2 separate regions of the Homo sapiens genome follow, and region 2 is linked to region 1. A link is a loop called in an ENCODE intact Hi-C map of the cell type or tissue named here. Cell type or tissue: natural killer cell. All regions are shown on one strand. Each heading gives the region's core, and the rest is flanking DNA. Links, peaks and the distances in the headings are about the cores only.

Region 1 (11,628 bases), core at 2,952-7,951:
TGACTGGCTGCAATGGGAACAACACAAAATGTAATGAGGCATTTCTTAGTATGGTATCCCTTGCAAAAGAAGAAAATAAACAAAACGAAACAAAATAAAACCTGTGAGCCTCTCTGTAGGCAGCACTCTTACCAGGAGGCAGGAAAGCTAGAAGCAGAGCTAGAGCCAACAGCATGCCTTCCTCTCTGGGGTCTTGGAAGTAAGGGACCAGACGAAGAGGAGCAGAAGACCCTCTCAAAACTCAGGTCCCACTCAACAAGGAAGTGATCCCTAACACAGAAGACAGTAGGAGGAGCTGGTCTTCCTGATTCACAGGCAGAGATAAGTGATTGAGGATCTGTCTTAGGGGACTCTGGGTGGTGCCTAGGAGGACCTGCAGAGGAGTTTCTGCCTCTCTGCTCAGGCCAGTTCTCCAGCGCCCTCTGTGGCGGCTGAGAGCAGGCCCTCTAAGGAAGAGAGCTCCGGGCATAGAGAGCTCAGGCCTGCAGCAGAGGGAGTGCAGATGTGGGGGAAGCTGACCCTGGAGTTAACAGGCTCAGACCTTAAAGGGGGTAGTCTCACAGCAGGTTCACACCCAGCACTTCAGAGTTTCAGCAAGTAAGGCAACTGCAAGACCCTCATTCTGCCGGGAAGCTTCTGATTAGGGCCCTAAACCACCATCCTTTTCACATCTGCAAGGACACTAGAGGCAACACCCAGGGTCACTCTGAGAGGGCCTGAACCTGCTTTATTAACAGGATCGAGGGTCAGGTATGTTGGTGGGTCTTGGACTCTCCTCTAAGGTAAATGGGTGTGTGGGGGTGGGGCGGGTGTTTGTGTGATCCTCTGTGAGTTTGTGTGTGTGTGTGTGTTGGGAGTGTATGCCTGTGTGTGTGATCTCTTTATTAGAGGATTTCCGTTCATTCAAGTAGAAGTGTGAGTTTTTTTTTTAAAGTAATACAGGGTGCCATGTCATGCAATATTTGGGACATACTTCAGCTAAAAACTTGTTATTTATCTGAACGTCCAAATTTCCTGAGTATTGCATATTTTACTTAGCAACCGTATCCTCAGAAAGCTGACTGATGTCTGCAGTGGACCTGGACTCATAGATGGAGATACAGGTGATAAAACAAGTATAGTAAAATAATTGTGAAAATTCAGTAGTGCATACACAGATTTTCACTTCGGTAAAAAAAAAAAAAAGTTTGGACACATGTTTAAGATATTCATAAAACGTAGAACAATGTCCCTCTTGGTTGTTGTTTTGGCCTAGCTCAGAGAGTTCAGTTTTTGCTGACATCACAGCTGGGAATGAGAAAGGCAGGGGGCTCCAGTTGGTCTCCCTCTGCCTCTCCACCACACGTACAGGACTTGAGGCTGCCAGGGGAGGAGCTCTGAAAGCTGAGTCATTGGGGTCCTTGTGAAGGAGGGAAGCTCACCTGCCTTGGAGCCAGGAAAATCCTGCCTGGGACAGAACTCTCATGGTTTAAAAATGAGAAGGGAGAGAACTGCCATCACATTAGAATGCACAGAAAATCCTTAAAACAAAAAAGTAATGAGAGAAACAATCTCCACTGGAATATAAAATGAACTACAAAACTACAGTGCTGAAGATGTAATGCCCAACCGTGTTTTTACTAACCCTGTTTTTAGACTCTCCCTTTTCCTTTAATCACCTGGCCTTGTTTCCACCTGAATTGACTCTCCCTTAGCTAAGAGAGCCAGACAGACTCCATCTTGGCTCTTTCACTGGCAGCCCCTTCCTCAAGGACTTAACTTGTGCAAGCTGACTCCCAGCACATCCAAGAATGCAATTAACTGATAAGATACTGTGGCAAGCTATATCCGCAATTCCCAGGAATCCATCTGATTGATAACGCCCAAAGCCCCAAGTCTATGACCTTGTAATAGTCTTAAAGCCCCTGCACCTGGAACTGTTTACTTTCCTGTAACCATTTATCCTTTTAACTTTTTGCCTACTTTATTTCTGTAAAATTGTTTTAACTAGACACCCCTCCCCTTTCCAAACCAAAGTATAAAAGAAAATCTAGCCCTTTCTTCGGGGCCGAGAGAATTTTGAGCATTAGCCGTCTCTTGGCCGCCGGCTAAATAAACGGAATCTTAATTTGTCTCAAAGTGTGGCATTTTCTCTAACTCATTCAGATACAACAAAGAGAGGACAATACTGGCACTAGACTGAAAAGATTCATGGAACACAGTGGAAAGTCCAGAAAGAGAGCCACGTGTATGTAATATTTTATCATGTCATAAAGTTGTATGTTAATATCCACAAGGAAATACTTGATTATTTACTATGTTCTCCTTTGGGAATTGACTTACCATATGGAAACAAATATCCTTGGGTTGCTAACTTAAAAGGTACAAATAGAGATTTAGTTGTAATAAAACTGAAAAAAGGAAATCAGACTTAAACGATGATGAATTGCACACTAATTGTAGGTGACATTGGTCTCGCTGAGCCTGACATCATAATACAGACCCTAGAAAAATTGATAGATTTTATTAAAAGTAATATACAAAGTTCAGTTCACCAAAAGGTGCTGAAAATAAATAATAGCAAATGATGAGAAATATTTTCAACACGTTTGATAAAGGATCAATATCTCGAAAATGGTGTATATTAATTCTTACAAACAAATAAGAAAAAATTAATACCCCAACAGAAGGATAGGCAAACAGTATGAAAAGGCAATTCACAAAAGAAGAAGTATAAATGGCCTATAAAATTGTAAAATAATGCTAGTATTCATAAAGATAAGAAAATGCAAATTGAATGAACAAATCTCATTTTCTGAACCCCAGAGCTTGGATTGCAATTGCTATCAAATTAAACTATATGACTTAGGGAATGTTAGTTAACCCCTCACTTTCTCATCTGCTATATTCAATGTTACTTAAACCCGTTGATAAGGTTTCTGTGAAGATTAAATAAAATATACATGTAATGTGCTTAGTACAGTAACTACCGGAAAGTCAGTACCCATATTTATCATCAGTATTATTATTATTGCTATAGTAATTATTGTATAAAAATTCCAGATAGATCATATCAAGTAATAAATGAATAAAATATTAATGAAATGATATGAATTTCTTTAGGCATACTTCTGAAGTATGTTCACCTTTCCAAGTAGGACACAAAATCCAGACACCAGAAACTAAAAGATTGATTGAAATGTATAAAAACAGAATATCAGAACAAAAACATAAATATGCCATTCAAATAGAAATAATGCATACTGCACATATATGACAAGCAAAAGAGGTATTTCTGTAATAGTGATAGACTTCTGAATAAATAAGAAAAAGTGAAAAAGTTCAACTGAACTAATAAAGATATTGTTACCTATAGGGTGAGACACAGAAGAGAAAAGAGAATTCTAGAATGGAAGCTAAAATCTCTAAATTGATCTTGTTTTATAATTTTGACTTCAGTTCCATGTAAAGGTTTTACATATACAAATCAAAATAATACAACAGATTTCCAAAATATAAAAATGAAAACTGAACGAATAAACTAGCTGTATCAAAGTTGGCATGAACATATAGAGAATGATTCTGTATTCTGATTGTGTGCCCAAAAAAGAAAGAAAGAGAGAGAAAAGGAAGAAAGGAAAAAAAGAAGGAAGTAAGAGAAGGAGGGAGGAAGAAAGGAAGGAAGTAAGGAAGGGAAGGAGAGAGGGAGGAAGAAAGAAAGGAAGGAAGTAAGGAAGGGAAGGAGAGAGGGAGGAAGAAAGGAAGGAAGGAAGGAAGGAAGGAAGGCAAGCTAGGGAGGGAGCTAGGGAGGGAGGGAGGGGAGGCCAGAAAAAGGGATGTGTAGAAAAATAGCAAGTAACCAAGAAAGTAGAGAGAGAGACAAAAAGGAAAGCAGAGGGAGACAATGTTCAACTGCATACCTAGGCTTAGTGTTATAGTGGTAATTATACTATTGCTTATATTGTTATAGACATAAAGAATAAGCAACACTCTCAGCTGTGATCTCTAGATATATGATTCAGTATAAATATCCTTCCCATTTGCTGTCCAAAATATCTCGCTTCGCAGTTGGACCCTAGGTGTACCTGTTGGTCCGAGGAAGCAGAGTGAGTGGGCCTCCCCCATGTCCTCGGAGAGCTGAGAGAGTCTTGCTCTCAGCCAGGCTGCTTGGCTGAGGCCTGAAGATGACAGCTTGTCTTCAGGAAAGTCCTGGGGGAGGGTGGGGAACAAGGTGCAGCTGCTGCCAGGAGAGTGTGATATTAGGGGAGAGATCAGGAATTATGCTGTGTTTCTCTTTGTACAGAATACAGTAAATTCGGTGGCAACAAATGAGAGGGGGCTGGTCTATCTTGTGTACCAGAAGCAGTCACAAGGCAGATTTTCAGTGTGGTGTAGGGCAGGTGTGAATCACTGTGCCTGTCCCAGGTGGCACAGTAATAGATCCAGAATCATTTTCAATTAGATTTTGCAGTATCAATTTCCAGCTCCTCCTCATGCTTGCATAAGTAAAATACTTTCCTCTACTGATTCTTGATTCCAACACAACCCTGGAGTAGTAGGGGTCATAGTATGGAAGATGCTGTGGGGCCTTCCCCGCCTGGTGCAGGTACCAGTGGATGTAGAAGGTATTTATTACAGTAAGATCACAAGTGATTACAGCAGATGACCCAGCTGGCCTGGTGACTGACTTCCTTCTCCCTTGCAAGTTGGAAGATTTCTGACTGGCTGCAATGGGAACAGCACAAAATATAATGAGGAACTCCTTAGAACGGCACCCCTTGCAAAATGAGAAAACAAAACAGAACAAAATAAAACCCATCAGCCTCTCTGTAGGCAGCACACTTACCAAGAGGCAGGAAAGCTAGAAGCAGGGCTGGGGCCCACCGCATGCCTTCCTCTCTGGGGTCTTGGAAGGAAAGGGACCAGATGAAGAGGAGCAGAAGACGCTTTCAAAACTCAGGTCCCACTCAAACAGGAAGTGTTCCCTAGCACAGAAGGCAGTAGGAGGAGCTGGTCTTCCTGAGTCACAGGCAGGGAGAAGTGATGGAGGATCTGTCTTAGGGGACTCCCCAGCCTTCCTCCCAGAGGGGTGGTGTCTGGGAGGACCTGCAGAGGAGCTCCTGCCTCTCTGCTCAGGCCCCTTCTCCAGCGCCATCTTGTGGCAGCAGAGAGCAGGCCCTCTGCAGAAGAGAGCCAGGGGCATGGAGAGCTCAGGCCTCCAGCAGAGGGAGTGCAGATGTGGGGAAAGCTGACCCTGGCGCCAGCTGGCCAGGGCCATAGGACGGGGCAGTCCACAGCAGGCTCACACCCTGCCCTTCAGAGTTTCAGCAGTTGATGCTGCTTCCAGGGCCTTGTCCTGTCAGGAAGCTTGATTTGGTCTTTCAACTGCTTTCCTTTTCACATTCGCAAGGACACTTGGAGGCAAAATACCCAGGGCCACTCTGAGAAGGCCTGAACCTGCTTTATTAACAGTGTAACACCTAAGGTTCTTGCCTAGCCACGCCATAGAATTGGTGTGGCGGCTGACCGCAGCGAGTGATAGAAACACGGACCGAGAGAGAGAAAAAGCTGTAGGCTTTATTGAGCAGAGTGAAAGTACAAAGCTTCCAAAGCATGGAGGGGGTCCAGAATGGGTAGCCAGAGTTAGATTATAGGATTGCCTTTTAAACTCTTCAAGGCGGGAAATACCTGAGGCGGGAAGATGTTACCAAAGCGAGAAACAAAGGCAATTAACCATTTGTAACATGTCTTAGATCTTGAGGAAAACCGGAATTGCAACTTAGGTTTTATCTACTTTATGACCTTGCAGCGTCATGGCAAAGGAGACAGGATCTTACAGGACTTTACAAAGTATGTTTACAAGGAATTGGAATTGGGAGTATAGATAAGGTCTGCTGGTTACAGAAAAACGGGCAGTTAACGTTATTTTACTTTAGTTTTGGGGCAGGGGGAAGGAAGAGAGGGAGAGAGAACACAGGGAAACTTACAGGAAAATTTTCGCTGTTCATAGCTTTCATGGGGAAGAAAACACATGCACAAATCCTGGTGTTCGGAATATTTTAAGCATATATCTTCAATATTATTCATCCAGGACCGAAGTAAGTCGTGATGCAGGAAATGAGTGCGTTTCACAGCTTGCTGAGCCCCTACTCGACCCAGGAAGCCCAGCTGGCCCCTCCTCTCAACAGGAGTGAGAATCAGGTATGTTGGTCGGCCATGGACTCTCCTCAATGGTAAATGGGTGTGTGGGGGTCAGGAGGGGGTGTGTGTGACCTTGTGTTTGTAACCTCTTTGTTAGAGGATTTCTGTTCATTCTCAAGTAAAAAGGCCACATCAAGTAGGAGTGTGAGATTGGCTCACGCCTGTATTCCCAGCACTTTGGGAGGCCGAGGTGGGCAGATCACGAGGTCAGGAGATTGAGACCATCCTGGCTAACACGATGAAACCCTGTCTCTACTAAAAATACAAAAAAATTAGCCGGTTGTGGGGGTGGGCACCTGTAGTCCCAGCTACTCAGGAGGCTGAGGCAGGAGAATGTTGTGAACCCGGGAGGTGGAGCTTGCAGTGAGCGGAGATTGTGCCATTGCACTCCAGCCTGGACAACAGAGTGAGACTCCGTCTCAAAAAAAGAAAAAAAAAAGTACAGGGTGCAGTGCCATATGCAATATGTGGTACATACTTGAACTCAAAACTTATTTGTTATTTATCTGAACTTCCAATTTACCTGGGTATTGCATATTTTATTTGGCAACTCTATCCTTGGAAAGCAGGCTAATATGTGCAGTGCACCTGGATTCATAGATGAAGATATGGGTGATAAAACAAGTAGAATAAAATAATTGGGAACATTCAGTAGTGTATACACAGATATTCACCTCCTCTATAACAAATATGTTTAGATTCATGTTTAAAATATTCCTAATAAGATGTAGAACAACATCCCTCTTGGTTGTGGTATTGGCTTAGCTCAGAGAATTCAGTTTCTGCTGTCATCACAGCTGGGAATGAGAAAGGGAGGGGCTCTGGTTGGTCTCCCTCTGCCTCTGGAGCACACGTGGAGGACATGAGGCTGCCGCAGGAGCAGCTCTGAAAGCTGAGTTCTTGGGGTCACTGTGAAGGAGGGAAGCTCAGGTGCCTTGAAGCCTGGAAAATCCTTGCTGGGACCGATGTCTCACGGTTTAAAAATTAGAAGGGAGAGATTTGCCATTACATTGCAATGCATAGAACACCCTTAAAACAAAAAAGCAATAAAGGAAAGTAACTCCACTGTAATGTCAAAAGAACTATACAGCTACAGTGCTGAAGAGACGGCAATACTGGCACTAGAATGAAAAGATTCATGGAACACACTGGAAAGTCCAGAAAGAGAGCCATGTGTATGTAATATTTTATCACATGATAAAGTTGTACGTTAATATCCTTGAGAAACTACTGGATTATGTAATAAGTTCTCTTTTGGGAATTGACTTACCATATGGAAACAATTTTTTTTTTTTTTTTTTTTTGAGACAGAGTCTCTCTCTGTCCCCCAGGCTGGAGTGCGGTGGCACAATCTCGGCTCACTGCAAGCTCCGCCTCCTGGGTTCACGCCATTCTCCTGCCTCAGCCTTCTCAGTAGCTGGGACTACAGGCACCTGCCAACATGCCCAGCTAATTTTTTATATTTTTAGTAGAGATGGGGTTTCACCGTGTTACCCCGGATAGTCTGGATCTCCTGATCTCGTGATTCACCCACCTCAGCCTCCCAAAGTGCTGGGATTACAGGCGTGAGCCACTGCACCCGGCCAGAAACAAATCTTCTTAAGTTACTATGTTGCCAGCTACAAATGGAGATTTTCTTGTAATAAAACTGAAAACAGAAAATCATTAGACTTTAACCATGATGAATTGCACACATATTGTAAGTGAGATTTGCCTCTCTGATCCTAACATCAAAATAGACCCCTTAGAAAAATTGATAGGTTTTATTAAAAGTAGTACACAAAGTTCAGTTCACCAAAAGGTGCTGAAAATAATAGCAAACCACGAGAAATATTTTCAATACATTTGATAAAGGATCAATATCTCTAAAATGAGGTGTATTAATTCTTACAAACCAATAAGAAAAAAATGATAACCAACAGAAGAATAGGCGAAGAGTATGAAATGGCAGTTGACAAAAGAAGAAGTATAAATGGCCTACAAAGTTGTTAAGTAATGCTAGCATTCACACAGGTAAGAAAATGCAAATTGAATTAACAAATCTCATTTTCTGAACCCCAGCGCTTGGATTGAAATTGCTATCGAATAAAGTATATGACTTAGGGAATGTTAGTTAAGCCCTTTATTTCTCATCTGGTGTATTCAATGGTACTTTAACCCCTCAATGGGGTTTCTGTGAAGATTAAATAAAACTTACATGCAATGTGATTAGTACAGTAACTACCAGAATGTCAGTACCCGTGTTTATCATTAGCATATTATTATTACTACGGTAATTATTGTATTAAAATTCCCAATAGATCAGAGATGCCATCATTAAATAGTCTATGAATAAAAGCATTCAAATAAATGATATGGACTTCTTTATTCATACTTATGAAGTGTATGCACTTTTAGAGGCAAGACACAAAATCTAGACACTGGAAGATAAAAGATTGATTAAAATGTATAAAACCTTATCAGAATGAAAATATAAATATGACGGTCAAATAGAAACAATATATACTGCACTATGACAAACAAAAGACTTTTCTGTAATACTGAAAGACTTGTTCTGAATAAGAAAAAGTGAAAAAGTTCAACTGAACTGATAAAAATATTGTTACCTATAGGGTCAGGGAGAGAAGAGGAAAGAGAAATCCAGAATGGGGCCTGGTGAGGTTGCTCATGCCTGTAATCCCAGCACTTAGGGAGGCCGAGGCAGGGGGATCATCTGAGGTCAGGAGTTCGAGACCAGCCAGGCCAACATGAGGAAACCCTGTCTCTACCAAAAATACAAAAATTAGCTGGATGTGCTGGCGGGCACCTGAAATCCCAGCTACTTGGGAGGCTGAGGTAGGAGAATCTCTTGAACCCAGGAGGCGGAGGTTGCAGTGAGCCGAGATTGCTCCACTGCACTCCAGCCTGAGTGACAGACTGAGAATCCGTCTCAAAAAAAAAAAAAAAAAAAAAAGAGAGAGAAAAAGAAATCTAGAATGTAAGTTAAAATCTCCAAATGCATCTTCGTTAAAATTATGACTTTAGTTCCATGTAAATAGTTTACATATGCAAAACAAATATGAAACAAAACAAAATAATACAACAAATGTCTAAAATTTTAAAATGAAAACTGAACAAATAAACTAGCTATATCAATGTTGGCATGAACATGTAAAGAAAAATTATTTCAAATGATTTTGTTGAAAAAATATTCGGATTATGTACCCAAAAAGGAAAGAAAGAGAGAGAAAAGCAAGGAAGGAAGAAATGAAAAAAGGAAGGAAGGAAGGGAGGGAGAGAGGGAGGGAGGGAGGGAGGGAAGAAAAAATAATAAAAGCAAGCAAGGAAGTAAGAAAGGAGAGAGAATAAAAGGGAGGGCAGAGGGAGAGAGTGTTTAACTGCATATCTAGGCCTAGTGTTTTAGTGGTATTTATAATATTGCCTATATTGTTATAGACATAAGGAGTAAGCAGCACTCTCAGCTGCGATCTCTGGACCATGATTGGATACATGATTCAGTATAAATACCCTTCCCATTTGCTGTCCAAAATATCTCGCTTCACAGCTGGACCCTAAGAAACAGAGTGAGTGGGCCTCCCCCATGTCCTAGGAGAGCTGAGAAAACCTTGCTCTCAGCCAGGCTGCTTAGCTGAGGCTTAGCTGAGATGGCAGCTTAGTCTTCAGGAAAGTCCTGGGGGAGGGTGGGGAACAGGGTACAGCTGCTGACAGGAGAGTGTAATATTAGGGGGGAGATCAGGAGTTAAGCTGTTTCTCTTTGTACAGAATACAGTAAATTCAGGGCAGGAAATGAGAGGGGACGGCTCTCTCTTGTGTACCAGAAGCAGCCACAAGACAGATATTCAGTGTGGTGTAGAGCAGGTCTGAATCACTCTGCCTGTCCTAGGTGGCACAGTAATAGACCCCAGAGGCATTTTCATTTAGTTTTGGAGGTATAAATTTCCAGCTTATCCTTCTACTTCCATAAGTATCATGCTTTCCTGACTGACTCCTGATTCCAACATATCCCTGGAGTTGCAGATGTCATAGTACAGAAGATGCTGTGGGGCCTTCCCCTCCTGGCGTAGGTACCAGTGGATGTAGAAGGCATTTTCTACAGGAAGATCACAGGTGATTACAGCAGATGACCCCATCTGCCTGGTGCCTGACTTTATTTTCGCTTCCAAGTTAGTAGATATCTGACTGGCTGCAATGGGAACAACATAAAATATAATGAGGTATTCCTTAGTATGGCGTCCCTTGCTAAAGAAGAAAAATCCAAAACAAAACCCAACCTGTGAGCCTCTCTGTAGGCAGCACACTTACCAAGAGACAGGAAAGCTAGAAGCAGGGCTAGGGCCCACCACATGCCTTCGTCTCTGGGGTCTTGAAAGAAAGGGCCCAGATGAACAGGAGCAGAAGATCCTCTCAAAACTCAGGTCCCACTCAACAAGGAAGTGATCCCTAGCACAGAAGGCAGTGGGGAAGGCTGGTCTTCCTGAGTCACAAGCAGGGAGAAGTGACTGAGGATGTGTCTTAGGGGACTCCCACGCCTTCCTTCCAGAAGGGTGGTGCCTGGGAGGACCTGCAGAGGAGCTCCTGCCTCTCTGCTCAGGCCAGTTCTGCAGCACCCTCTGTGGCAGCTGAGAGCAGGCCCTCTGCAGAAGAGAGCCAGGGGCATGGAGAGTTCAGGCCTCCAGCAGAGGGAGTGCAGATATGGGGAAAGCTGACCCCTGGAGTCAGCAGGCCCAGCCCTAGGAGGGGGCAGTCCCACAGCAGGCTCACACCCTGCCCTTCAGAGTTGCAGCAGCTAATGCTGATGCCAGGACCTTGTCCTGCCAGGAAGCCTCTGATTAGGGCTGTGAACCAACTTCCTTTTCACATCTGCAAGGACACTTGGAGGCAACTGCCCAAGGCCACTCTGAGGAGGGTTGAATGTTCTTTATTAAAAGGACTGAGGATCATGTGTGTTGGTGGGCCTTGGACTCTGCTCTAAGGTAAATGTGTGTGTGTGTGGCGGGGGGCGGGGGGGGGGGTGCCTGTAATCCTGTGGGTGTGATCTCTTTATTAGACAATTTTTGTTCATTAAAGTAGGAGTGTAAGTTTGTTTGTTTGCTTGTTTGTTTTTAAAGTAGTACTGGGTGCCATGTCATGAAATATTTGGAACATACTTGAACTAAAAACTTGTTATATATCTGAACTTCCAAATTCCCTGGGTATTGTATATTTTATTTGTCATCCCTACCCTCAGAAAGCAGACTAATATCTGCAGTGCACCTGGATTCACAGATGGAAATAAGGGGACAAAACAAGTACAGTAATATAATTGTGAAAATTCAGTAGGGCATGCACAGATTACCACCACCTCTGTAAGAAGTATATAGAGACACATGTTTGAAATATGCATAATGAGATGTAGAACAATGTCTCTCTTGGTTGTTGTGTTGTCCTAGCTCAAATTTTGCAGTTTCT
Region 2 (11,628 bases), core at 3,539-8,538, 230 kb before region 1:
GCATCTCTGTAGTCTCATATACTTATGGCAAGAAATTAACACAAAAGTAAAATATTTAATTGGTCCCATGGCTTAAATAAGTCTTCCTTAAAGAGTGACACCTATACCAGCAACATCAGTATCATTTCAGAACTTGTTAGAAATGCAATTCCTGGATACCACTCCTGACCTATAGAATCAGAAACATAGCAATCTGTGTTTGAACAAACCCTCCTAGCAATTCTGATGCCACTAACATATAAGAATTGCTGGGAATTCTGCCACTTACTCAATGTGACTATTCAAATTAAGCATTCTAGAATTGTGGAAATTACCACAGGATGGAGGGAGAGTTCCACTCAGCCCACTGTGGAGTCGATCTGAGCTAAACCCCACTGATCACCTGACCTCTACAAGCCCCTACTCTGACTGGTGGACTACAGTGACTTTTGGTTCTCTTAGAATTAATGTCAATTCAAAGCCAGTATTCAGTAATGTTCAAAAGGTCTGATTATTTCCTTTTCTCTGATGCACAGTGCACCTGGAGAATGATGCCATTTCAAGGACTCAGTGCTGGTTGCTACTGCTGGCAGATTGGGCATCCATCAGCGGCTGTGGCCAGGCTGACCTTGGTAAGTGGAACTCCGTGTTGCTTCCAGTGATTATATGCTTCAAATCTTTGAAATATTAATATATGGTATCTAATTGAATTTCTTATATATGAATATGCTAAACAACTTTTTTTTCAATTGATTTCTTTTTCAAATTTCCTTCCCTTTTTAACCTGCCTCATCTAGCAAGTGTTTTTTCTAAGATGGCTGCTGTCCAACATCTGGTTCTAAAAGGAAACTACAGAAATCCGTCAAAACACATTTGCTTGATTCCTGTGGGTTTTTGGGTGGAGAATAAATTTAAACTCTGTGTGAACCTAATGAGGATAAAATAAGCAAGGACAGAGGAATGAAACATTAGATTGAGACTGTAGAAAACCAAAACTATTAGGTTTATGCCCCAAGCCTTTCCTCTGTGATAGCAATATGTTTGGGTCCAAAGGAACTGGCTTGCTACACAACCTATCTTGCACTGCAGATATAGCATATTCATTATGTCATTGAGATCCTGTAGGTATCATTCATGGTTTTCCTTTTGCCACTTTGTGCAGGCAGATCTATATAATTATGAACAGATGTAATCCCAGCCACTGGATATAGTTTACAAACTAGACTCTCCCTCACAATCGATGCTTACCGCTCAATGGGACAGAATTGAACAGAAACTGGACTTTAAAATAGAAGTGTGACAAATTTCTCAACAAAGTTACAGGATATTCTATCAAGGATATGAATTACAGAATATTATTATCCTATGCACACTAGTATTTCATTCCAGCTGCTCTGCTGCTGTGTGTAGGTAAGATTCATACATCTGAAAAAAATGGGAGAATGGAAATAGAGGAATCCATTACTTGATGCTTGATGTAATGGTTACTTATCCTTTCCAAAGGTTGCAATATAACTGGTGTTTAGCAATAGATAGCAAGCTCCAAGTCCAGAATAAAGAAGGAGCACTTTATATTTTTTTATGTCATCACTTTATGTAGCAAACTTTCTGAATCATAATTTATTGATGCAATCAGTTGTAAAACGTACCATTGTTTCCTATACTTCTGGGCAGAAGAAAAATGTTGCCAATTAAGTTATATCTTATATTTTTATATCTATCGAAAGAGCTGTTTTAGATATATTTAGACCTGCATACTTATCACTTTATAGGCAATGAGAAAGTGTTATACTTTTTAATTCTATTAACCCCCATTAGCTTTTTATGTTATTGTTGTCATGCATTTTAATTCAACATATATTGTAAATATCACAAAATATTATTTTATAATTAATATTTTAAATGTGTCCATGTATTTACCAACATCACTGACTTGCTTTTCCCTCCTCCATTTCTGTATTTCTTTCTTGATCATTTTCCTTCTGCCTGAAGAATTCTGTAGTACCTACTGTAATATTTGTCAATGATGAAACCTCTCAGGCTTATTTTGTCTAGAAATATCTTTATTTCACCTTCAATTCCAGAGTAAATTTTTAGTTGGCAGAGAATTGTAAACTGGCAGTAATTTTATCATTAAAGATGTCATTAAATTGTTTTCTGGCTTCCATAATTTGTTTTAGGAAATTAGCTATTTATCTTATTGTAGTTGCTTGAAGGTAATGTGTATTTTCAATGTTTTATTATTGTTTTGATTTCCCTCAGTTTGACTCTGGTGTGCCAAAGTGTGGTTTTCATTGTATTTACCCAGCTTGGGCTTATACACTTCTTAAATCAACTGCTTGATGTTTTGGGTCAGACTTGGCAAATTCTTGAGAGATTTCTTCTTGAAATATTGTTTCTTCCCCATCCTCATCTTCTCCCTTTCTAGAACTCCAATTTCATATCTGGTAGACCTTCATGTAAATATCTTTTAAAAGATGTGCTTCCAGAAAAAAGAAATGCAACCTAAAGGAAGAGCAAAGAAGTAAGAAACAGTGGTAAAAACGGGACTGAGAAACACTAGGGTCAACATCAACAACAATTGACCATATAAAATATTAAAATTATTATTTACAAATTGTTTCATGAATATAAAAATAAGTCAGAACTAAAATAGGGAAATAATAATATGTTAGATCTGAGGCAATATGTTACTTAAGTCTTCTAAGAATCTGTAGTTTCTAGGTGAAGGATAAAGGTAACACTGAACTTTGCAAAGTCATGTGTACACATTAAATGTTGGAGACTATTTATTCAAATAATAGAAATGAAATATAAACCCTTCAAAATATTATTGGGTGATATGAATTTTTGCCCAAAAAAACTACTAAAACTTTGAAAAGAAAAAAAATGAAGTATGAAGGAAAGCAATATTACTTAAAACCACAAAATAGGATGGCAAAAAAAAAAACCTGAATATACTAGTTTAACTGAATTGGCCAGTTGAATACAAATTAAGATTGGATTAAATAAAATTCAGCAATATTTTGTTTAAAGAAGACACACTTAAAACATGGGTATACCAAAAGACTACAAGCAAAAGGATAGGAAAAGATTACTATGCAAACTGTTTTTAAAAAAATCATATTGCAGGGGCTGGCAATTTCTTTTTGTAAAGGGCCAGACAGTAAACATTTTAGGCTTTATAAGTCGTAACTTAAAACTACCTAACTCTGTGATTCTAGTAAGAAAGCATATACAGACAGTATGTAAACAAATGAGCATGGTTGTGCGCTAATAAAAATTTATTCAAAAAACAGGCACCAGGCCATATTTGCTGACCTCTGGTTTATTAGAAGACCATAATCTTGTGCCTTATGGATAAGCAAAAAATATATATACAAAGAAATAAACTAAGATAGATGATGTTACAAGAAAACTCAGCCTCAAGAGCTAGCATAGGTAAAGGAAAAGGAATTGAACAAAGGTAGTACGTAAGTTGTTTTTGATTCTCTCACCCATCATTAACTCCACGATTTCTTTCCGTTTCCCTCATCCCCACTTTACATCAGTTCTAGACAAGGTAAAAATTAGAACATAGCTTTGGGAGAGTAGTTCCCAATAGCAGACGATCCAGAGTTTTAAAAAACAGAATCCCAGCCGGGTGCGGTGGCTCCCGCCTGTAATCCCAAGACTTTGGGAGGCCAAGATGGGAGTATCACAAGGTCAGAAGTTCAAGACCAGCCTGACCAACATGGTTAAATCTCGTCTCTACCAAAAATACAAAAATTAGCCGGGCATGGTGGCGTGAGCCTGTAATCCCAGCTACTCGGGAGGCTGAGGCAGAGAATCAACTTGAACCTGGGAGGCAGAGGTTGCAGTGAGCCGAGATCGCACCACTGCACTCCAGCCTGGGTGACAGAGACAGACTCAGTCTCAAAACAAAAAAAAACAAAACAAAAACAAAAACAAACAAACAAACAAAAAACCAGAAGCCCCAGAAACCGTAGACTGGAATATAAGAGATCTTATGGATGCACTACCGGACAGCCCTTCTGTAGCCACTTGGGTCATGAGAGTGAAATACAGTATGGCACCACTGTTTGTGATTAAAGATGTTAACGCTAATGGACTCCACTGGCATTCATGGCTAATTACTTAAGAAAAGATTAAAAGACAACCGTCACCATTTCATACTTCGCATTGGAATCATACATTGTAAAGCATTTGTTTCTTATTTGTCTCTTAATTACAATTCTTACCACTAGGTGGCATTCACCCAAAGTTGTATCTCCCTGGGAAAGTGATGCAGAGGCTGCAAATTGGCAGGGCCTGGACGTGGCTCACAAATATGCTTTGATTGGCCCATTGTGTTTTCAAACATTTGGATGACTGGTCAATATTTAAGATTAGAGAATTTTACCCTATAAAATTGTCTTTCTTGCTTTTCTTGACAAATAGAAGACTTGGCAATACTAGGTCTTTCTCCACCTGCCAACAATCACTTGATGGGACAAGGCTGCTCCCACAGAGGGAAAATGCACTCTTCATATCAGGCCCTGCTGCTTCTTCGCTTCTTATGTGCTTTAATTGATTATATCCCTGCTTGGCCCCTGCAGGTATTCAACTTGGTGACCCTTGCATTATAGTTTCACCAGAACTTTTGAGCAATGACCATTTATTCTAAAACACTAACAAAAATATAATTTCACATTGGAGTGCCTTTCAGAAATGCAGATGTAAAGTTAAAACAGAATAAATCATACAAGAATCAAGACCTGGTTACAGAATGATACAAAAATCTTGAATTAAGGAAAATAAGGGAGGACCCAAGAGCAAAGTAAACAGCCAGACACTATTAAAAGATAAAAGTACAAATGCATCCAGCAAATGTCAGTTTACTGGATCCAGCACTGGTTTAAAAACTCTATACGGGTCAGGGCCAGGTGCAGTGGCTCATGCCTGTAATCCCAGCACTTTGGGAGGCCAAGGCAGGTGAATCACTTGAGGTCAGGAGTTTGAGACCAGCCTTGCCAACACGGCCAAACCCCATCTTGACTAAAAATACAAAACTTAACCAGGCATTGTGGCGCACGTCTGTAATCCCAGCTACTCTGGAGGCTGAGGCAGGAGAATCACTTGAACCTGGGAGGCAGAGGTTGCAGTGAGCTGAGATCACACCACTGCACTCCAGCCTAGGAGACAAGAGTTTAAAAATATATATATATATGTGGATCAATGCATTAGGTTCTCAAAATCTCTCTATGAGGTGTAGTGTTTCCTTCTCATCCCACAGATAGAAAAAGTGAGGCCCAAAGTTGAATAACTTTTCCAAAGTCATAGATAGAAAGTGGCATACCTGGGCTTAATCCCAGGTAGATCTGAGGCAAAGCTTAAGCTTTTAGCTTTGACTCCAAGGCCCTTATTGCAAAGAGATTATTTGAGGAATAGGGTTGGCGTTGGAGTTTGGAGTTGTAGAATTGCTTTGCCATTCATACTGGTTCTTTCTGTGCCCTCAGATTGATGAATCCTGGTTTTCTCTGTTGAGTGAAGAGATAATTCCTGATGGAAGAAAATAGATATTTCTTTATCTTCTTTTTGAAGAGGAGGGAAGAAAAGGGTCCCTTTCAGATAGTGGCATGGCCTATTTGGATTACAGTCATTTGTTCCCTTCTCTCCCTAGGATTATCTTTCCTAGGATAACTTCAAATATCCCAGGGATGCTTAAATTTCATCCTGAAAGAGAAGCAGAACACCTGCTCTGTCAGTGATGAAAGCCACTCTTCTTTATAATTGCTGCCACACGGTGTCGCTGTTGAAACACAGGGAACATAGCCACCCAGGTATGGTCCCTGCTGTACAGTATTGTTGCTGAGTACCAGGCCATGCTGTGGTTGGTGAATACAACAGAGGAATGCTTTAATGACCCACAAGCACCACTGTCATCCATCTCTTGTCTGTGGTAGTTTCTCCACAGGGATAAGAAATGTCTCCTTGGTAGCACTTTCGACTATGATACTTTTGTGCCATTGTAGGCTTGGTCCACCCACAACTTCAGTCTTATAATTAAGACATGATTCAAGTTTACATATAAAGCCATTTTTATAAGATCCCCCGGGGCAGCTGAATTTGGAGGGATTTTCAGTCTTAGCCATGCAATTGCCCAGGATTACCTCTCGTCCCTCCCACCTTCTTTAATCATCCCCCACAGTGAAAGAACTTCCTCTCCATCCCTCTGCCTCAACAGCCATCCATTTTTTTCATCCAAGAAAGAGTAATTAACGTTCCTTTATGGCAACACCTGACCTTGTTGCAAACACAGGCTATAATATTAATGCCTGAAAGTTCTCTACTACCTAGAGAATTACTCTGCATGGAGTCAATCACCTTGGATGGATTAAAGCTGTGTATTTTGGTTTCATAGACTTGGCTGTGAACTGGGTGAAGCATCCTCAGCAGCTGAATCCCAAGAGAATAATCTACAAATTCCTTCTTAAAAAATAATTGGTGTCCTTATCGTTTGTTATAGAGCTAGGGGTGTGTGCAAGTGAACAAGAAATGATAGTTAAATAAAGTTTCCAATTCAGTAAAAGATGTTTCTCATATAATTTCACTCTATAGCAATGTTCTTTCTCAGGGAAATATTTCTGTATCTGTAAGTGGAGATTTGAGATGAAGAATATACATGAAAAAAATGCTAACTGAACATGGATTTCAGGATCATGAAATGACCAAGCTCTTGACGAATTGTCCAATTTGTTCTGGACATACATTAATATGGACATATAGTAAATTCTCAACTAATCAGAGAGAGCTGTTCACAACTAATCCAAAGTCAGAGTGGAAATAAACTATGCATCATCTTCTGGTGCTTCCCAGCTGACTTCCCACCAGCCTGTAAGCAGCCCATTCTCAAGGCTTGGTTCTTATTTTTCTGAAACCACCACAGCAGCTCTGGCCCTCTGCAGGAGAGGGAAAGGTGTCTTAGTGAATATCAATGGCAACAAGTGATAAGTACATACTGCCTAACTCCTGAGCCTTGCTTCATGGTTACCATTAGGAATCTGACTACTCTCTCGCATGGTCATGAGATGTGCCTGTATCCTAGTCTCCAAGATCTTCCGGGAAGTAGACTTGCACATCCTTTCTTCCCAATCAGTTCTAGAGGTAATTAGTCAAGCAAATAATTTTTTGTTAGTACCTATTATTAATTTATTAATTTTCCTATTAATTAAAAAAAGATTTCCTGAGAAGTCATTTATTTCTAAAATGGAGGGTATTCAGCAATCATTTTTTTATATCAGTCATGGAACCCCTCCCAAAGCAAAAAGAAAAAGTTTAGAATTATAGAAAGGTCTAATAGATCATCACATTCAAGCTTTTGAGTTTTCTTCATTTACAGGTAAGGAAGCTCATTGCCTTCAATATCAACCTTCCCATCTGTTAAATGGAGGGCTCCAGATGATTTGGCCTCAATTGTGCGGTTAGTTACTCGGTGTAAAAATAGCTAAAATCTCTGTCTAAGGCACCTTATGCTGCATTAGAACTAATCAGTCATTTTCTTCTAAAACCATTTGTACCCCAGAAATCAATGCCACTCTACATTACAATTCCAGGATACAGCTTTTAAAATGCTTGGCTGAAGTAAAGGAAGGAAAGTTGCTGGCATCGTGGCTATTCTATTGTGGTTTATAGGCAATCCAAACATCAGTTGTGTGTTGTTATAGTTCAATTCTCAAAGATTGTTATGGGATCCCACATTATGGTATGCTTAAAATAAAAACAAATAAAAACACAGAGACCTTGTTTTCTAAGGCTATGGGATGACATGCAGTTTTGTGCCACTTCATCAGAACTTGGTCTTTCAACCAGAGTGTTTATTACGAAGTGCAGTAAAGCAAAACAGAACCACAAGACAAACATTAAAGCTCTCTCTCCCTTTCTGAAAGATCTGAGGAGAGGATTTTCCTTCAGAAATAACATGTCTGCCTCAGTGCTCACTGTGCCCAACAGCTCTGTCTCAGTGAAAGAATTTCCCACGGGGTTCTACAAAAAAAAAAAAAAAAAAATACCTGACTATACTGAGAACCAGAGAAATGTACAATTTAAAGCCTCTTTAATTAAATGTCCTTCCTTCTTTGGAATGGAAACAATTTTATCAAGTTATCTTTGGAGTAGGATTGAGGTGAGCAGAGATGTATTCAGATTTAGTTCCAATGAGCTCCAGGTATGGAACAGATTATGTAAATTCTGTATGGAACAGAATTCTGTATGGAACAGAATTTACATAATCTCGAGCTCATGGAACTTCTGTTCCATACCTGGAGCTCATTAACATAATCTGTTCCATACCTGGAGCTCACTGGGACTAAATCCATTTCTGTAACTGAAAATGTCCAAGGGCAACTGGAAATAATAAATTGAGCAAGGCTAAAATTTTGGAGTTAGAAAAACTAAAAGAAATTTAGTGTGTGTAGTATAAATTAGCACGAGAGGACAAGGGTTCTAGAAGTCTGTCACCAGCTTTTCGATCAGTTCCTGTCACCATCCCACCGCTTTGGGTTCATCAAAGCCAACTATTCATTTCTGTCCTTCTGTGATCCTGAGATGGTTTAAGAAGCACTTTTTTAACTCTTATTTTCCCTTATTAAAAAAAATTAAGTTGGCTGGAACTTGTATTACATTGTTGCTTGAGGCAGTTTTGCAGCTGGAAGGTTGCGAACTAAATCAAAGCAGACTGTGCTCTTGTATTTCTGAATTATTAAACATTTACATGCGACTGGTTACACAGTGTCTTTTTAAGAAAATGTATACACCCTTGATTTAGCAGCAGAGTTTAGGGTCAGTACTTTGGAGGATACCTCGTTCTATCAGAAGGCATATTTTAGGCCAATTCAGCTAAATTTTGCTGATGGAACAGGAAACTTAAGTGCAAGGGTGAATTTTTTAAAAACTTAAACCCATAGAGTACATAAACACTCTAAACCAGCAAGGCAAAGAAAACGATGTTTTTATCATTCTGATTACTGAACTTCACCAGCCCAGTTCAAGATACATTAAAAAGTCGCTTAGATTGTCAATGGATCTTGTTTCAGTTGTTAAGCTTTTCCCTTTGTTTTCCTAAGGTCAGAGCACCAATTCTGTAGAAAGAGGCTAGAAAATCTGAAAAATAACTATTGGGTATTAAGCTTCAAACCTAAAACAAACGTTAAAAAAAAAAAAGAAAATCTGAATAAGGTTGTAAAGTGCTCCAAGAATGCCAGCGTAGTTTTTACTCCTTCAGGATTCTAAAGTCATATCCTTTTGCAATGAAAAAAGTTAATGACGCTTTCAACAATGACAGATATGTAACAAAAACAGAAATTGAGTATGTATCCTCTAGTTTCTATGTGAGTTGTAGGTGATACAATTAAGAGGACAACAGAAAACCAAGGTAAACTCTAAAAATCTGCCCTGGAGGGAAAATCATTTATCTACTTTCTTGTTGCCACTTTCCGAAAAAATTTTTGTGAATCTTCCACAATTTGCATACTTTGCACATTGGGAAATATAGTGGTTATCCACAATAGTTAATGAGAACAGCCCAAGATTTCCATTTTTTCCATAGTGTTTCATAACCTCTAGGCTAAGTCATCCTCTCTTTGACGTATCTTTAAACATTACACCTAGTATCAAATTATTCCATTGCATGGCATTTTGTTAAAATATATTGAAATAAATATGTAATATGATATTTCCTGTGGTACAAGCACCTTGAAAATATTCCCACCAGTGATGGCTCATAGTCACATTATATTTGAGTGGTGATTGAGGGCATGTCTAATAATTATCTTTTCCATCCTTTCAAATAGTCAGCACTTCCCAGGCTCTGATTAATGGCCACTTTTAACTAGATTTCCCTTAAATGATAAGATAAAAGAGACAGGAATCACCACTGAGTTTTGTGAGTTGTCAGTTCATAAGAACTGCATAGCTTTATCCCCCTGTATTGATCTGGGACATTGATACAGTTAACTGTGATAGAAATAATTATTTTGTTCTTCCTCTTCTCTCTATGCTCAAAGACTAGTCTGGTTCAATATTGGCCTCAAGAATGTGCTTAGGCTCCAGAAATCCTAGATTACAATGTTTCAGACTCTCACCACAACCTCCTGACCTTCCTCTTCTCAGAGGATTTTCTTTCCTCTGACCTTGACTTTACCCCCAGAGCCATCCCCTCCTGGACTCCTCATCTCCCCCCACCCCACTGTATGTGCCCTCTCACCAGTAGCTTTACAACCTACCTGAACCTGATGATTGATCTGTCTCCCTTCTCACCAGTACCTCAGTTTACCTACATCTTATCCTGCTGCCACACACTCACTGCGAATATTATCTGATCTTTGGACAAAAGACTAGAAACAATCCAACTTTTCCTACTGAAAAGGAACTGAGAGCTGCTGGAGAAAGTTAAGTGACCCTGCAAATTGATGAAACTAAACTTCTGAGTTTCTGTTCCTCACAGAGCCGTGGGTACCTCCTATTGGCACATTTTTTTGGCTGTTTAAAAAATAGATTTAGGGGGTGCAAGTGAAGTTTTTTTACCAGGATATATTGTGTAGCTCCCACTTATAAATGAGAACATATAGTATTTGACTGTTTCTGAGTTATTTCACTTAGGATATGGCCTTCAGTTCCATCTGTGTTGCTGCAAAACACATGATTTCATCCCTTTTTTATAACTGCGTAGTATTCCATGGTATAGAATGCATAGATAATACATTTTCTTTATCCTATCAAACATTGATGGACATGTGATTGATTTCATGAGTTTACTGTGTGAATAGTGCTGCAATAAACAAACGAGTGCAGATATCTTTTTTATACAATGATATATTTTTATTTGGGTTGATACTCAGTAGTGGGATTACTGAATTAAATGGCTGTTCTATTTTCAGTTCTTTGAGAAATCTCTATAGCGTTTTCCATAGAGGTTGTACATCCAACCAATAGTGCATAAGCATTCCCTTTCTTCTTCATCCTTGCCCTCTGTTATTTTTGACTTTTTCATAGTAGCCATTCTGACTGCTGTAAAAATGGCATCTCATTGTGGTTTTAATTGCATTTCTTTGATTATTAGTGATGTTGAGCATTTTTGTATTTTTTTTTGGCCACTTGTATGTCTTCTTTTGAAAACTGGGTGGGGACACAGCAAAACCATATCAAAGAATGTGTGAAAGAGACCCTACCTATAGAAATAAGAATAGAAATAACAAAATAGTGTGTTTTGGAAACCAAGAGCATATCAATTTTTAAAAAGAAAGGGGGCCAGTCATGGCCTTTGCTCATGTCCTTTGCTCACTTTTATTTGCCCATGGTAAAATTTCCCTTTTATTCCATGCAATGACTCTTCTAAATCTAGACCAGCCCTTCCCTTCCATTAAATTCACAATCCAGCTGGGTGTGGTGGCTCACACCTGTAATCCCAACACTTTGGGAGGCCAAGGCAGGCAGATCACTTGAGGCCAGGAGTTCGAGACCAGCCTGGCCAACATGGTGAAACCCATCTCTACTAAAAATACAAAAATTACCGAGGCATGGTGGCACACATCTGTAGTCCCAGATACTTAGGCAGAGTTTGCACCACTGCACTCCAGCCTAGGTGACAGAGAGAGATTCTGTCTCGAAAAA

What was found. Peaks named below come from ENCODE experiments on the same cell type or tissue, not always from the same donor. Only the 100,000 strongest peaks of a DNase experiment are listed, where the experiment ranks them.
Region 2: it touches region 1 in a loop (4-fold over the local background); 20 of 110 quality-filtered maps call a loop at or near these places.

What each region holds. Positions count from the first base shown.
Region 1 is chr7:38,330,647-38,342,274 of GRCh38, forward strand. TRG-AS1 (T cell receptor gamma locus antisense RNA 1) reads left to right here and starts at 10,775. Exons shown (of 4, transcript NR_040085.2): 1 at 10,775-11,153. It also overlaps TRG, TRGV8, the pseudogene TRGV7 and the pseudogene TRGV6. In natural killer cell, for the core only: CTCF peaks have their summits at 5,167 (motif pointing left) and 5,369; a DNase peak (open chromatin) is centred at 5,125; H3K4me3 peaks cover 3,175 bases; H3K27ac peaks cover 4,545 bases.
Region 2 is chr7:38,101,849-38,113,476 of GRCh38, forward strand. No RefSeq gene overlaps it. Among named protein-coding and RNA genes, the nearest start is that of STARD3NL, 71 kb to the right of the region's middle. In natural killer cell, for the core only: CTCF peaks have their summits at 4,222 (motif pointing right), 4,421, 5,747 (motif pointing right) and 5,950; DNase peaks (open chromatin) are centred at 4,233 and 5,783.